3 separate regions of the Homo sapiens genome follow, and regions 1 and 3 are each linked to region 2. A link is a contact called in ENCODE Hi-C or POLR2A ChIA-PET data. All regions are on one chromosome and are shown on one strand. The core of a region is the stretch at or near the end of the contact, and the rest is flanking DNA. Distances in the headings are between cores, read along the strand shown. Region 1 overlaps RREB1 (ras responsive element binding protein 1). Region 2 overlaps RREB1 (ras responsive element binding protein 1). Region 3 overlaps RREB1 (ras responsive element binding protein 1).

Evidence for each region. Hi-C counts contacts between places; a loop is a spot of excess contacts on that map. ChIA-PET counts read pairs that join two places held with the same protein, here RNA polymerase II (POLR2A). Pooled maps may share reads with other maps.
Region 1: a loop to region 2 is called in a map of CD4-positive, alpha-beta T cell, with 2.4 times the contacts of the local background. The contact joins two enhancer-like sites. A Hi-C loop is called at or near these places in 10 of 168 maps with a recorded cell type or tissue (B cell, CD4-positive, alpha-beta T cell, K562 and 6 more), 23 of 37 single-sample maps with no recorded cell type and 16 of 50 pooled maps. POLR2A ChIA-PET finds 5 or more read pairs at or near these places in 10 of 52 experiments (BJ, GM12878, K562 and 6 more).
Region 3: a loop to region 2 is called in a map of PC-9, with 2.6 times the contacts of the local background. The contact joins two enhancer-like sites. A Hi-C loop is called at or near these places in 2 of 168 maps with a recorded cell type or tissue (PC-9 and lower leg skin), 2 of 37 single-sample maps with no recorded cell type and 5 of 50 pooled maps. POLR2A ChIA-PET finds 5 or more read pairs at or near these places in 11 of 52 experiments (B cell, Caco-2, GM12878 and 7 more).

The regions. Positions count from the first base shown.
Region 1 is chr6:7,151,705-7,155,988 of GRCh38, forward strand. All of the region lies in intron 1 of RREB1 (ras responsive element binding protein 1), which reads left to right. Among named protein-coding and RNA genes, the nearest start is that of RREB1, 46 kb to the left of the region's middle. Within about 2 kb of position 2,752, at least 5 of the 41 ENCODE cell types and tissues checked have a DNase peak (open chromatin) inside an H3K27ac peak, as active enhancers do; they include B cell and GM12878, where a contact is called at or near this core.
Region 2 is chr6:7,199,491-7,203,761 of GRCh38, forward strand. All of the region lies in intron 6 of RREB1 (ras responsive element binding protein 1), which reads left to right. Among named protein-coding and RNA genes, the nearest start is that of RREB1, 94 kb to the left of the region's middle. RefSeq lists enhancers at 1,546-1,840, 2,605-2,754, 2,805-2,854. Within about 2 kb of position 1,546, at least 21 of the 41 ENCODE cell types and tissues checked have a DNase peak (open chromatin) inside an H3K27ac peak, as active enhancers do; they include B cell, GM12878 and PC-9, where a contact is called at or near this core.
Region 3 is chr6:7,235,035-7,238,747 of GRCh38, forward strand. All of the region lies in intron 10 of RREB1 (ras responsive element binding protein 1), which reads left to right. Among named protein-coding and RNA genes, the nearest start is that of SSR1, 76 kb to the right of the region's middle. RefSeq lists enhancers at 1,090-1,189, 1,470-1,569. Within about 2 kb of position 1,362, at least 14 of the 41 ENCODE cell types and tissues checked have a DNase peak (open chromatin) inside an H3K27ac peak, as active enhancers do; they include GM12878 and PC-9, where a contact is called at or near this core.

The DNA.
Region 1 (4,284 bases), core at 1,502-4,001, 47 kb before region 2:
GCAGGGTCAGGGAGAAGGTGGCCTTGCCAGGTTGAGGCTAGGAGCAGAGATCATCTTGTTAAGTTCTCACAAATCAATTACTGACACGGGAACAGTGTGTAAAAGTCTGAAACCACAAATCTTTTTGGACATTTTGGCTGTATAAAGCATATCATTTATAAGCTCCCAGGAATTTACTTATAGTTTGAGTGTCTCTTGTGATGAACAGGACTATGGGGGAGAAATAAACCAAGCAAGTGAAATCACAGAAACTATGTGAAATCACTTTTAGATGGCTTTCGTTTTCAAAACGTTGGATATTCTCACTATATTTCCCTTGTAGGTACATACACAAGGACATTGATTTGAGGATGCATTATGAGTTTTAGAAAATCACCTTGCTAAATAATAGGGAGTTCTGGGGCTTTATGGGAGAGTGATAGTAAGATGTGATGCTGAGTTTTTTAGCTGTGTGTATAAGTCCACTTGGTATCTAATTGCACATTATTCCTGTTGTTTCCAGTATCCTAAGGGAACCTCTCTCAGTGTTAGCTCCTTATGAAAAGTACAGAAATAATCCTGTTTTAGGGTGTACATGATGACTTTCTTGGTCTCTCTAATTTCTTATAAGTGGTGTATTACATGATTTTAAAAATAGACCTTCACTAATGTTAGATCTTTAGGTTTTCATTATTGTTAATTGACTTTTTTTATGTCTCCTGAAAGACAGAAATGAAGAAAATAATCCACTCACCAAAAAACCCAACAGTTGCTGAATAGCTATGAAACATATGAAAGAAATTCAGCCTTTAGCATTGGGGCCTTTTTATTATTCTCAAGTTTGATTTTACAGCTGAGCTATAAATGTGACCAAATGCATCACATGAGTGTTTACCTTTTTTTTCCTTTCCTTTTTGGCCACATGGAAGTACCTAAAGAGATGGAATGTGACACACCCAGAGAATGAGGCACTGGAGGGGCCTATGAACTTGAGAAGGCCAGGAGCAGCAGGGTCCCTTCATCTCAGTGCTTAGCTTTGCCAGTGCTAAGTGGGAAGCAGAAGTCACTGAGCTCCTTAGCAAGTGAGTTTTTAAAATGTGTGTGTGTACACAAAGGAGTTGTTCCAGTGCTCTCTGTAGAAAGTGCTAGAGAGAATTCTAGCAGGAAATTCCACCACCTTTGAGATTAGTTGTCAATCCCACTAAAAGATAGCCCTCCAAAGAAGTGCTGCTTTGCTCTGCAGACCTGAAAGGTCCTATGCGATTCTCTTACATACTTCTTAGTTCCCTCTCCCCAATTCTTTTAATTTTGTGTATTTCATGAATTTTGTAGTCTTAAGTTGTTAATTGAGGTGTTCTGGATTGTAATGTGTTTTGGTGTGTGTGTGTGACAGTGAAGGAGGTATTAATCTTTGTGAGAGGGTTTTTTTTTTTTTTTTTTTTTGAGGAAAATATTTTTAATGTTTCATTCCACAGTCTGGTAAGTTGTATACTGTTGACAGCTCATTACCTACATGTTAAACTGCAAAATGTTCCTAGATTAGTAGAACTATTATTTTTTTTTAAAAAAAGTAGCTTTGTGGTTAAATTCTGATGCCCTTAAAGAGATCACTTTCTCCTGTTTTGGCAAAACAAGTTATCAGTCCACACGTGATTACATAAATAAAATTGAAACCCTTTACTCTTGCTCCTCCCTACTCAATTAAAGTCAAGGGATTCCAGTAGTGGTATACACACACACACACACACACACACACACACAAATCCTCCAATGTATTTACTTTTCACATTTTTAATACATTTTAGCGGACTGAGCTTTCTAAATTATTAGCAACTAGTACATAATCATGTTGCAGTAAATAATTTTTTTAGTTAGTGAGAAACAGACCGAAAATAGGAGGTTAAAAACAGTTCATCTGTTTTGGTGAATAGAAGTGAATGAGAGTAGGGTAGAAATTCTGGCTGATTTTATAAAATATCTCAGATCTGTTTGATAGGTTGGGCTTAAGACTGATGATGTGGGCATCCTCTTTATAATGAAGTCAGGCTAAGCGAAGCTATGTTGAAGTATCAAACAAAGCCTGAAATCCCAGTGGCTCAACCCATAAAGTGCCGTTGCTTGTTGGTGTAGAATCCTCTGCAGGTCTGGCAGCTCTCTAGTATAGCTCCCTTACAAGTGGTAACCCAGGGATCCAGGCTGCTCTTGTCTTATAGCTACTCTGTCATTACACATGCTTCCAGGTTGCCACCACAAGGAAAGAGCTAGTGGGTTACATACTGACTTTGAAAGGCTGCAGTCTGGAAGTGATGGCTGGTACTTGTGCTCACAGCTCATTGGCCAGGACTAGTCATGTGACCTGCCTGACCACAAAGGTATACGGTTGCCAGGAAATATGGAAGAATATGTGGATATTCTTTGAGCAGTGAGCATCTTTGCTTTATTCTCCTTTTCCATTTCATCTCCATAAGGTTCTCTATGCACATAAACTAGATGAAGCTTAGGCCTGAAGCCTAGAACATAATGACACTTTGGTTCTCAAAGTGTGGTCCCCAGACAAGCAGCATTAGCATCACCTGGGAACTTGTTAGAAACACAGATTCCTAGGCCCCACTCCAGCCCTGCTGAATCAGAAATGTGGAGGTGGGGCCCAGAAATCTGTTATCATAAGCTCTCCAGGTGCATACTAAAGTTTGAAAATGACTGCCCAGTGGGAGTACAATGTTTGTAGCACCTGTTGAACTCATCACTGGGGACGTGAAGGACTAATAGACACTTGCTAATGTGAACGTACAGTATGTGTGCTCAGGTGTGAGCATGTATATGATAATAAAAAGCACTGAGGGATGGTATCATGTGTGCCAGACAGGTTTTAGCACTTTATAGATTTGACTAATCTATTTCTCAGAACAGTCATATGATTTCAGTATTATTATTGTCTCCATCTCACAGATGAGGAAATTGCAGAACTGAGAGGTTCCCTAACTGTCTAAGGGTCAGGCCACTTACCACTGCTGGCAAGTGGTAGAGGCAGGATTTGCGATGTGGTTCCAGAGCCTACTCCTTAACTACCATGCAATTCCGCTTGTTCATCTTTGGGTGGTTACCCACCGGGCCTTAAGGTAGTCTTTTCATTTTTTCTTGAATGGAGACAGTCTGTCAGAGTTCGCAGGAAGTGTGGTGTGCTGGTGACAGTTCACATTCCAAGTTAAGCCCCCTTACCACGAGCTTCATTCGTTGGTGGTTTACGTGTGGGGGGTGCTGGTGACAGTGTTGGTCAATACTAGAGGGGCATGGCTAGGCAGCAGCTGCCCAGTCATTTAAAACTGAACAATAAATAGAACGGGGTTGTTAGGGGCGGAACGAAGGGGCCTAGTGGGAAGTGGTTTCTCAGAGGGAGATAGTTCAGTCGCACTAGAAGAATATTTTCTTCAGTTAACCTATGTGTAATTTTCAGGCTTATGAGAAGAAAGGCCCTGTTCTCATCACCCTCCCTTTTGATTCTTCTTTGGTCTTTTTCCATCATCCATCTGCCTGCCCTGAGATGCTCATCTGAGGCCTGATTCCATCAGGTGGTCTGAAGAAGGTTTCTATGAAGTCTTTATGAGCTGGACTTCAGTTTTGTTTTGTTTGTTTGTTTGTCTGAGACAGAGCTTTGCTCTGTTGCCCAGGCTGGAGTGCAGTGGCACGATCTTGGCTCACTGCAACTTCCGTCTCCCGGGTTTAAGCGATTCTCCTGCCTCACTCAGCCTCCCGAGTGGCTGGGATTATAGGCCTGTGCCACCACACCCAGCTAATTTTCATATTTTTGGTAGAGACAGGGTTTCACCCTGTTGGCCTGGCTAGTCTCGAACTCCTGACCTCAGGTGATTGGCCTGCCTCAGCCTCCCAAGGTGCTGGGATTACAGGCGTGAGCCACAGCATCCGGCCAGGACTTAAGTTTTAATAGAGAAAATGTGTTTTCCCTTCCAAGAAACCTGATAAAATAGTTTCCTCCCCTTGCACTTGGGAAATCCAGATAGAGTTAGATGTGATTTAATCTTTTGAATTTTGAACTGATTGAAAAGGATTTTCCAAGTGACATTAAGAACTTGCATCCTTTTAAATTTTTTAATTATTAACTGCATTTTCTTTCTTCCAGGTGGGTCTATTATTTGTTGTTGTTTAGGTGTCCTTTGCTGGCCCATGTATTCCCTTGGCTTCTTTGTCTTTTGTGTTCAGCAGACTAGAACTGAGACAGCTCCTTGGCAGCTCTGTCCTGGACAGTACCGGCTTTAACTCTAGGTAGAAGATAAAGATAGCATCACC
Region 2 (4,271 bases), core at 296-2,795:
AGAACCTGGTAACAGTGCTGTGTATCATGTGCTGAATTTCCATGGCCAAGTTGTGCAAATCCTTATTATTTGAACACTTGCCTTTTTTTCTTCTTTTTTGATTGCTTGTTCTATGATGTTTACATATATATGTGTGTGTGCTTGGGTTTTGTGTGTGTGTGTGATTTTTTTGTTTTGTTTTGTTTTGTTTTGAGACGGGGTCTCACTCTGTCTCCCAGGGTGGAGTGCAGTGGTGCCATCATAGCTCACTGCAACCTCAACCTCCCAGGCTCAAGCGATCCTCCCACCTTACCCTCCCGAGTAGCTGGGACTACAGGCACACTCCACCATGCCTGGCCTATTTTTATACTTTCTTAGTGTGGATTTGCATTAATACTATTAGATGAGATTCTGTGGTTCTTTCCAGAATTTTTACTTTGCATTTTAGAAATCTGTGAATAATCGAAAGCTGCCACTATCCTCTGAGAAAAAGGGTAGGCAAGTGTGATCTGTCACTGAATTTTATTCTTCAAATTAGATAAAAAGTGTAAGAAAATTATCAAAGCTAAAAGTTGGCCAATTTTAATTGACAGTCTCTTGTGTAGCCTGTTTTTTATTTGCTAGACTTGACCTTCCTCAAAACATTTTTCCCTTTTACTTTGTGTTTTTTTCTTTTCTAATACCCTTTAACAATCAGCACAGCTTATTTTATATATATGTGTGTGTGTATATATGTATGTATGTGTGTGTATATATATATATGTATGTGTGTATATGTGTGTGTGTGTGTGTGTGTGTGTGTGTGTGTGTGTATTTTTTTTTTTTTCTTTTTTGAGATGAGGTTTCACTCTTGTCGCCCAGGCTGGAGCGCAATGGCACAATCTCTGCCTCCTGGGTTCAAGCAATTCTCCTGCTTCAGCCTCCCGAGTAGCTGGGATAACAGGCATGCGCCACCATACCCAGCTAATTTTGTATTTTTAGTAGAGATGGGGTTTCACCATGTTGGCCAGGCGGGTCTCAAACTCCTGACCTCAGGTGATCCGACCACCTCAGCCTCCCAAAGTGCTGGGATTACAGGCGTGAGCCACCATGCCTGGCCTATTTTATATTTTTGAAGAAATATTTGAAAAACCTCTTGTGGCCGATGCTTACTTTTGATTTAGAATTTCTCTCTGAATTGAATTGACCAAGTTCATGTTCAGTTATGCCAAAGAGCATAACAATCATAAAACTGTCCAAGTGGACACTGTCCCCTCAGTGGACATGTTAAGCAACAATCAAGCCTTTTTCGTCCTATCACTGGTTCTCAAATTTATGATCTGGTTCATAATTAGTTTTTTATCATTTGGCCAACTGGATGCTAATATTTATAACTTAAGTTTTCTTCTGTTTTAGCAGAGTTGTTGTCAGTTTGTGTTTTGGAAAGGAAATGCAAAATAAATTTTATCTTTAATGCAAGCAGTACAGTATTTTTGACATATCTTGTTGAGGTATTTCAGCAGCTCAGTCTTACCGGGTAAAACTGGTGGATGGCAGCAGAATCTGGAACATCGTGCTTGCCCACACTTGAACAGCAGGCAGTGGTGAGAGTGAGAAATTAGGTTAGGGAAGGTTAGGGATGGGCTTGCTGGGGGTAGGATGACTAGCAGAGAGCTGGCCTCTGCTCCGGAATGCAACATGCCCAGGTGTCCTCTCCCACCATGCCCCTCGTCTGATGCACTGAGAACTTTGAACAGGTCCTGAGTGTGTGTCCGGTTTAGTTTCATAACTCGAAAGTAGCAAAGTCAAGAGGGAGCCTGACTTCCAGCATTAGATCACAAAATGAAACCTGCAGGGAGCTGGCAGCATTTCCACCGTAGCACTTCACAGGGCTTTATACCTTACATTTTTCCGCCTTTGTTTAAATATCCAACCTGTCCGACCTGTTCGGGCTGAACAAGCTGGTGCTAGCAAACACTGAAGCGTGCCCACTCACTGTCAACCTTTTTCTGATGTGTTAAGGAAGGTGATTAGTGGCAACATTGTCCCCCCCCCCCAACCCCCATCCCACCCTCCCCACTGAAACATGAACAGGAAGCACTGAAGTCTTAGCCTGTGTATTCATGACACGGATCCTCATCTCACCTTTGGCATGTCTGTGTGCCTGTGGGCCATCCTCAGCTTCTCTTGGGGCTCTGGGATGCTTAGTGGAAAGGTTGTTGGCCTTCAGTGGAGACAGATTTTGTATTTCCTTAAACCGGAGATTCAGTTGCATAATGGGTTCATTGGTCCTGTGGTGTCAGCACTTAATTCTTCCTTTTCATGCTTATATAACCCAGCTTGCTCAAGAGGACTGCTGTTCCAAGTTTATGGGTGGGAAAACTGAGGTCTGCCATGCTGCAGGTTCTTCTGGGGCCCTCCTCTCCAGTTTCTGTTGGTAGATGGTGTACTGTTCCTCCCTCGACATCTCTGGAGAACAGAGGCCATGTGTGCACCATGTCCATCCGTTTTAGATAAAAGTGGCTATAGACGGCCTTGGTCATACAGAAGGGCTCTGTCGCCTGGTTGGTCTTGGGAGGTGACATTTCTCTTTGGATTCATTTATATTCATTCTCTCTCCAATCTTGGTTCCCCTTTCCTTGCCAGCAGTTTCTCAGTGGCCCGTAAGTAATATAACACAACATCCCCAGAGTGGGTGGCTTTCCTTTTTCACTACGCTGCTTCTTGCACTCGCCCACGGCACCTTCCACTTCCCTTGTGGGCGCATGGCCGACCATCTGGGATGGCCCCACCCGTGCATTTCTTGTTCCTCTTTTGGAACTGGCTGAGGAGTAGCAGTGACTTAGCACTGCCCTATCATGAAGATAGTCATCTCTTCCTCCTGCACAGAAAGTGAGTAAGTAACTAGGTCCTGCCTTCTTGAAGACACCTCAAGTGATCGCCTTTCAAGCTGAAGTGGGAAATGGCCCGTGACTTCAGCACTTCCCTCCTCCTACAGAGCTTAGGTGTGGGGATTGGGGTGTATGATTTTAGTCGTTGCCCTGGGAAGCTGGTCTCTGGTGGCCGGCGATGGCTTCCCTCAGAGGGGACAGCTCTGGGCTCTTGAGATCACTTTGGGAATGATGACTTCAGTTGGGGCACCATCACCTCAGACTGTAATATGGGGATATTCAGCATCCCTGCTGGGAGAGGCCAGCCATGAGTGTGGGGATTTGGACCCCAGGCTGCATGTAAATGTTGAGGAAACTGAGGGAGGTTAGCCTGGGGAAGAAGAAGAGGCCATGGCAACACAGCAGCTGCCCTGAGGTATCTAAGGCCTGTCCGTGGGAAATGAGAGCCTTCCACTGATGTCTCTGGACTCACCCAGGAAGGTCCTAGCTGGCCGATTATAGCTCTATGTTAATGAGAGTTCTCTTTGGGTGAGAGGAACATCAATTCATCCAACTTCTGAGGTCTTTTGTTTGTTTTTAAGAATGTCTGACTTTGTATGGACATATTACTATGTATTTTTGTGGATTTTGTAAATAGATATGGGGACCAAATAACATGAAAATTTATTTTAGCAAAACACAAGCAGGCAAGGGAAAAAGACAAGCACAGGAGGATGTAGGGTGTTACTGATTCAAGGGTAGGGCAGTTAGGAATCATGTCTAGAGTAAAAGATTTTTAAAAGGTTAGTGCTGGTTCATGTGGACTGCCAACACCTCTCTACCCCCTACTGGATCTGAAAGTCAGGAGAGGAGGAAGGAGCTGTAGAAGCAGCAGAGAAGGGCCCTCAGTTTTCTAAGTAGACAGTCATTAGCAAGAGAATGTCATCCCTCAACCCTTGGCCCAGGAGTTTGAGGCTGCACTGAGCTAGGATTGCACCACTGCACTCTAGCCTGGGTGGTGCAGCAAGATTCTATTTCCAAAAAGAAAAGAATACATATCCTTCAGGCATTATAATTCTAGCTCAATGCATCATTAAGGAAGTATCTGTACCAAGAATGCAGAAGGGTCTTTACCCAGGACCAAGATAGAAAAGGAACTGCTCTCTCCAAATACTGCCAAGGAACCTGAGGTAGGAGAGCAGAGATGGTGGTCCAGCCTGGAGAACCATGACCCCATGCCTGGGTTTGGAGAGAAGCTCTGGGCTGATGAGCCGTGGAGATTGAGAGTCCACCAAAGCGTTTGCTTATAAGGAACATGAAAATGAACCCCTGGTACTCCTGGACTTCAAATTAAGATTCCTTAACTTCTGATAAAATTTAACTATCCTTATACTGGCTCCCTTGGAATACCATGCTACAGTCAACAGATGAGAGACGTTCTCT
Region 3 (3,713 bases), core at 112-2,611, 35 kb after region 2:
TTTCAGACTTAATGACTACAGAATCGTGTTAGCCACATGCATAGACACTGTATGAAGGTTGGTGCCCATTGAGCTCCATTAATTTCCTTTGCTGGGCTTCACTCTCAGCTTCCAGGGATGTTCAGCATCACCACTGCTAAATCATGTTATATGGAGCACTTGGCTACATCCAGTGTCGTGTTAGAGCATTTTCCATTCACGGAGCATTAGAGCTGGAAGGAGCCTGGGAAGTCACCTGATGGCCCCTCAGCCCACAGACCTGATCTTTCTCCTGGTAGGCAGCTCTGCTGTCACTCAGAACCACATGGATCCTTGGCTCCCTAGGCTTCTGTGAGGCGCTGTCTCCAAAACTTTGAAAAAAGTCTTGAGTGTACACATGTTAAACATTGACTCTGCAGCCACCCTGCAAACAAAGGTGTTATTCGGAGAAGATGTTCTGTGGGGTATTTTTGTTTTTTCTAGTTTTTTGCTTTTGTACAGACAAGGTCTCACCATGTTACCCAGGCTGTTCTCGAACTCCTCAGCTTTGCAAAGTATTGGGATTTTAGGCGTGAGCCACGGTGCCTGGCCGTTTTGTGTTTTTGAGTACAGTGTTAAAATCTAGCTGAGTTCCAGCCAGAAGCATTGAGCAGCATCTGGTTTTGGACTGCATTTAAACAAACTGTCTACACCTTGAATGCTGGCCTCCTCCTACCCCCTCAGCAGATTACTGTACTGTCTCTACTTTGTCTCAAAACACGTGTTCTCCAGTCCTCCCAGTCCTCAAAGGGGCAGCAAGAAGCAGATCCGGTGTTCAGTGTCCAACGAGGGGTATACCTGCTGGCTGCTGGCAAGGAGCATGTGGCCTCAGCCTTTTCTTGCTCCCGGCTCAGGTTCCAGGAACTGTGTTTGATGAGGAAGCTGGCAGGGCTGTCATTTTTCATACCCCCTGGCACAGTCTCCACACACACCTGCCTTTCCTCCTTCCTTCCACTCCTCTCCAGCTCTCTCCCAGACCATACTTTCCTGCTGATGAGGACAGTTCCTGGTTCCTTACCTTTCTCTACCTAAACGCGCCACTCCATAGGAGACAAGAGTGCACTGTTCCTGCCTTTACCCCTCGGGAGCATCTCGTGTGTTTTTAGGCCACAGGTGGAGGAGAGGGTGCCAGGAAACACAGCCAGTCTGTTCTAGCCTCTGTCCTCATTTTCTTCCCCCTTCCCTTTGCTCCAGTTCCTTGTCCCACAGTGATGGGCTTGGGACTATGGGGTGTCCATTCCGGGCTTCCCTGGCTTGCTTACTTTCTCATGGGTGCTTTGAGCGCCTTTTTTGAGCCGGCTCAGGCTTTCCCCCCACACCCTTTCCTCCCTGCTTCTATCTGGCAGTGAGGGTCAGAGCTTCGGTCAGTGAGTCATCCAAACCTGGGTGTGGAAAGCACCTGGGACACCACTTGTATTTGGCTCCTTTTAGCTTTCTTAAAAGACAGCTTTGGCCGTTTGTACCCAGTCCTGTGTACACTTCTGCCAAATACAGAGAGAAAATACCAAAAGAAAGAAACCTGCCTGCAGGGGTGGAGGAGCAATGGAGAGAAGGCTGGGCTGCTCAGGCTGTCATCTTGTTACAAAAAGAAAAGCAACTGCAAGGTTTTCTATGCTAGTTAGACCCCACCTTTCTAACCCTGATTGTCTTTGAAAAATGAACAGAAATGTTTTCAGTTCTGTTTTTTTTTTTTTTTATCTTGGAGGCCAAGGCCCCAATCTCCTCATCAAACTATTCTCACTGTTCACTCTTCTCTTGCCCCAATGTCCTTCTTCGTTTCTTGACTGTTCTGGGAGAGTAAACACTGGCTAATTTTTTTTGTTTGTTTTTGGAGGTTTTTTTTTTTTTTTTTTTTTTTTTGAGACAAGCTCTCACCCTGTCACCCAAGCTAGAGTGCCTGTGTGCACCCTGGCTAGAGTACAGTGGCATGATCACAGCTCACTGCAGCCTTGAACTCCTGGCTGAGTTCAAGTGATCCTCCTGCCTCAGCTTCCCAAGTAGCTGGGACTACAAGTGCACATCACCATGCCTGGCTAATTTTTTTATTTTTTGAGACAAATTCTTGCTCTGTAGCTCAGGCTGGAGTGCAGTGGCGTGATCTTGGCTCACCACAACCTCTGCCTCCCGGGTTCAAGCGATTCTCCTGCCTCAGCCTCCAGAGTAGCTGGGATTACAGGTGCGCGCCACTGCACCCAACTAATTTTTTGTATTTTTAGTAGAGACAGGGTTTCACCACATTGGCCAGGCTGGTCTTGAACTCCCGATCTCAGGTAATCCACCAGCCTCGACCTCCCAAAGTGCTAGGATTACAGGTGTGAGCCTCCGTGCCGGCCTTTTTTTTTTATTATTATTTGTTATAGAGACAAGGTCTCACTGTGTTGCCCAAGTTGGTCTTAAACTCCTGGGCTCAAGCGATCCACCTCCGTTGGCCTCCCAAAGTGCTGGGATTATAGGCATGAGCCACTCTGCCCAGCTGGCTGATGGTTTAAGCGCTCGCGTTGGGGCTTGCAGAATGCTGTAGGTCCTGAGTGCGCAGGTAACTCACTGTGGTTACAGGTGCTTTTACAAATCCCCTTCTAAAGCAGTTATTCGTGGCAGCTACCAAATAAATAGAATCATTTGCTACTTTCTATATAGATGGCTGGCCAACAAGTGTTTTTGAAACCTGCGTTATTATAAAATACTAAACGGGCCCGTTTTCCTGCATCCCTGCAATCCAGAGAGCCCACCACTATGTAAAAATGTCAGACTTACGCAGTGAAATGTGAGCTTCTAATGACTCATGTGAGTTGTTATGTCACTTTGGGAGCCTTTGTAGTTTGATGCAATACTTTCACATCATGGATTGTTTTCTGAATTTAGCATTAATAGGGACCTTCTCATGGGGACGTCAGCCTGGCAGTCCTAACCAACTGTAAAGGTGACGCACTTACCAGTGTGAAAATTACAGAGTAAACCATGTGACAGGGGGGAGCGAGAAGCCGATTGTTTTCTTTGAAATCAAGAATCCTATCATAGTAGCTTCTTACTTGTTTTCCTCTTGGCCCAGTTCTTTTCTCAATCTGGCCAGACTCAGAGAAGCAGCAGTGTTACCTTTTGACAATAAAATGTTAAAAGTACTTTATTTTTACTTGAAATTATTAAATACTGTGTTCAATTTTAAATGAAAAACAATAAGTAATTTTTTTCATTTTATTTTATTTTTGAGACAGAGTCTGTCTGTCGCCCAGGCTAGAGTGCAGTGGCACAATCTCTGCTCACTGCCACCTCCGCCTCCCAGGCTCAAGCAATCCTCCCACCTCAGCCTCCCCAGTAGCTGGGATTAAGGTGTGCACCACCATGCCTAGCTAATTTTTGTATTTTTAGTAGAGATGGGGTTTCACCGTATTGGCCAGGCTGGTCTTGAACTCCTGGCCTCAAGTGATCTGCTCACCTTGGCCTCCCACAGTGTTGGGATTACAGGCGTGAGCCACCGCACATGACCACAAGAAGTAATTTGGAAGACGCACCATGAACACTGACATACTGTACAACTAGTCACACTTTTTTTTTTTAATGTGGATGTTTTAAAAATAAATTTTGCAGAAAACACCTGCAGAATGATATGAGGAGACCCTGAAAACAGTCAGTGGGGTTCTCCACTTTTGTTCAGGTTGCCTTGTGGAGCTACTCAGAAGCACACAGGCCGGATTTCT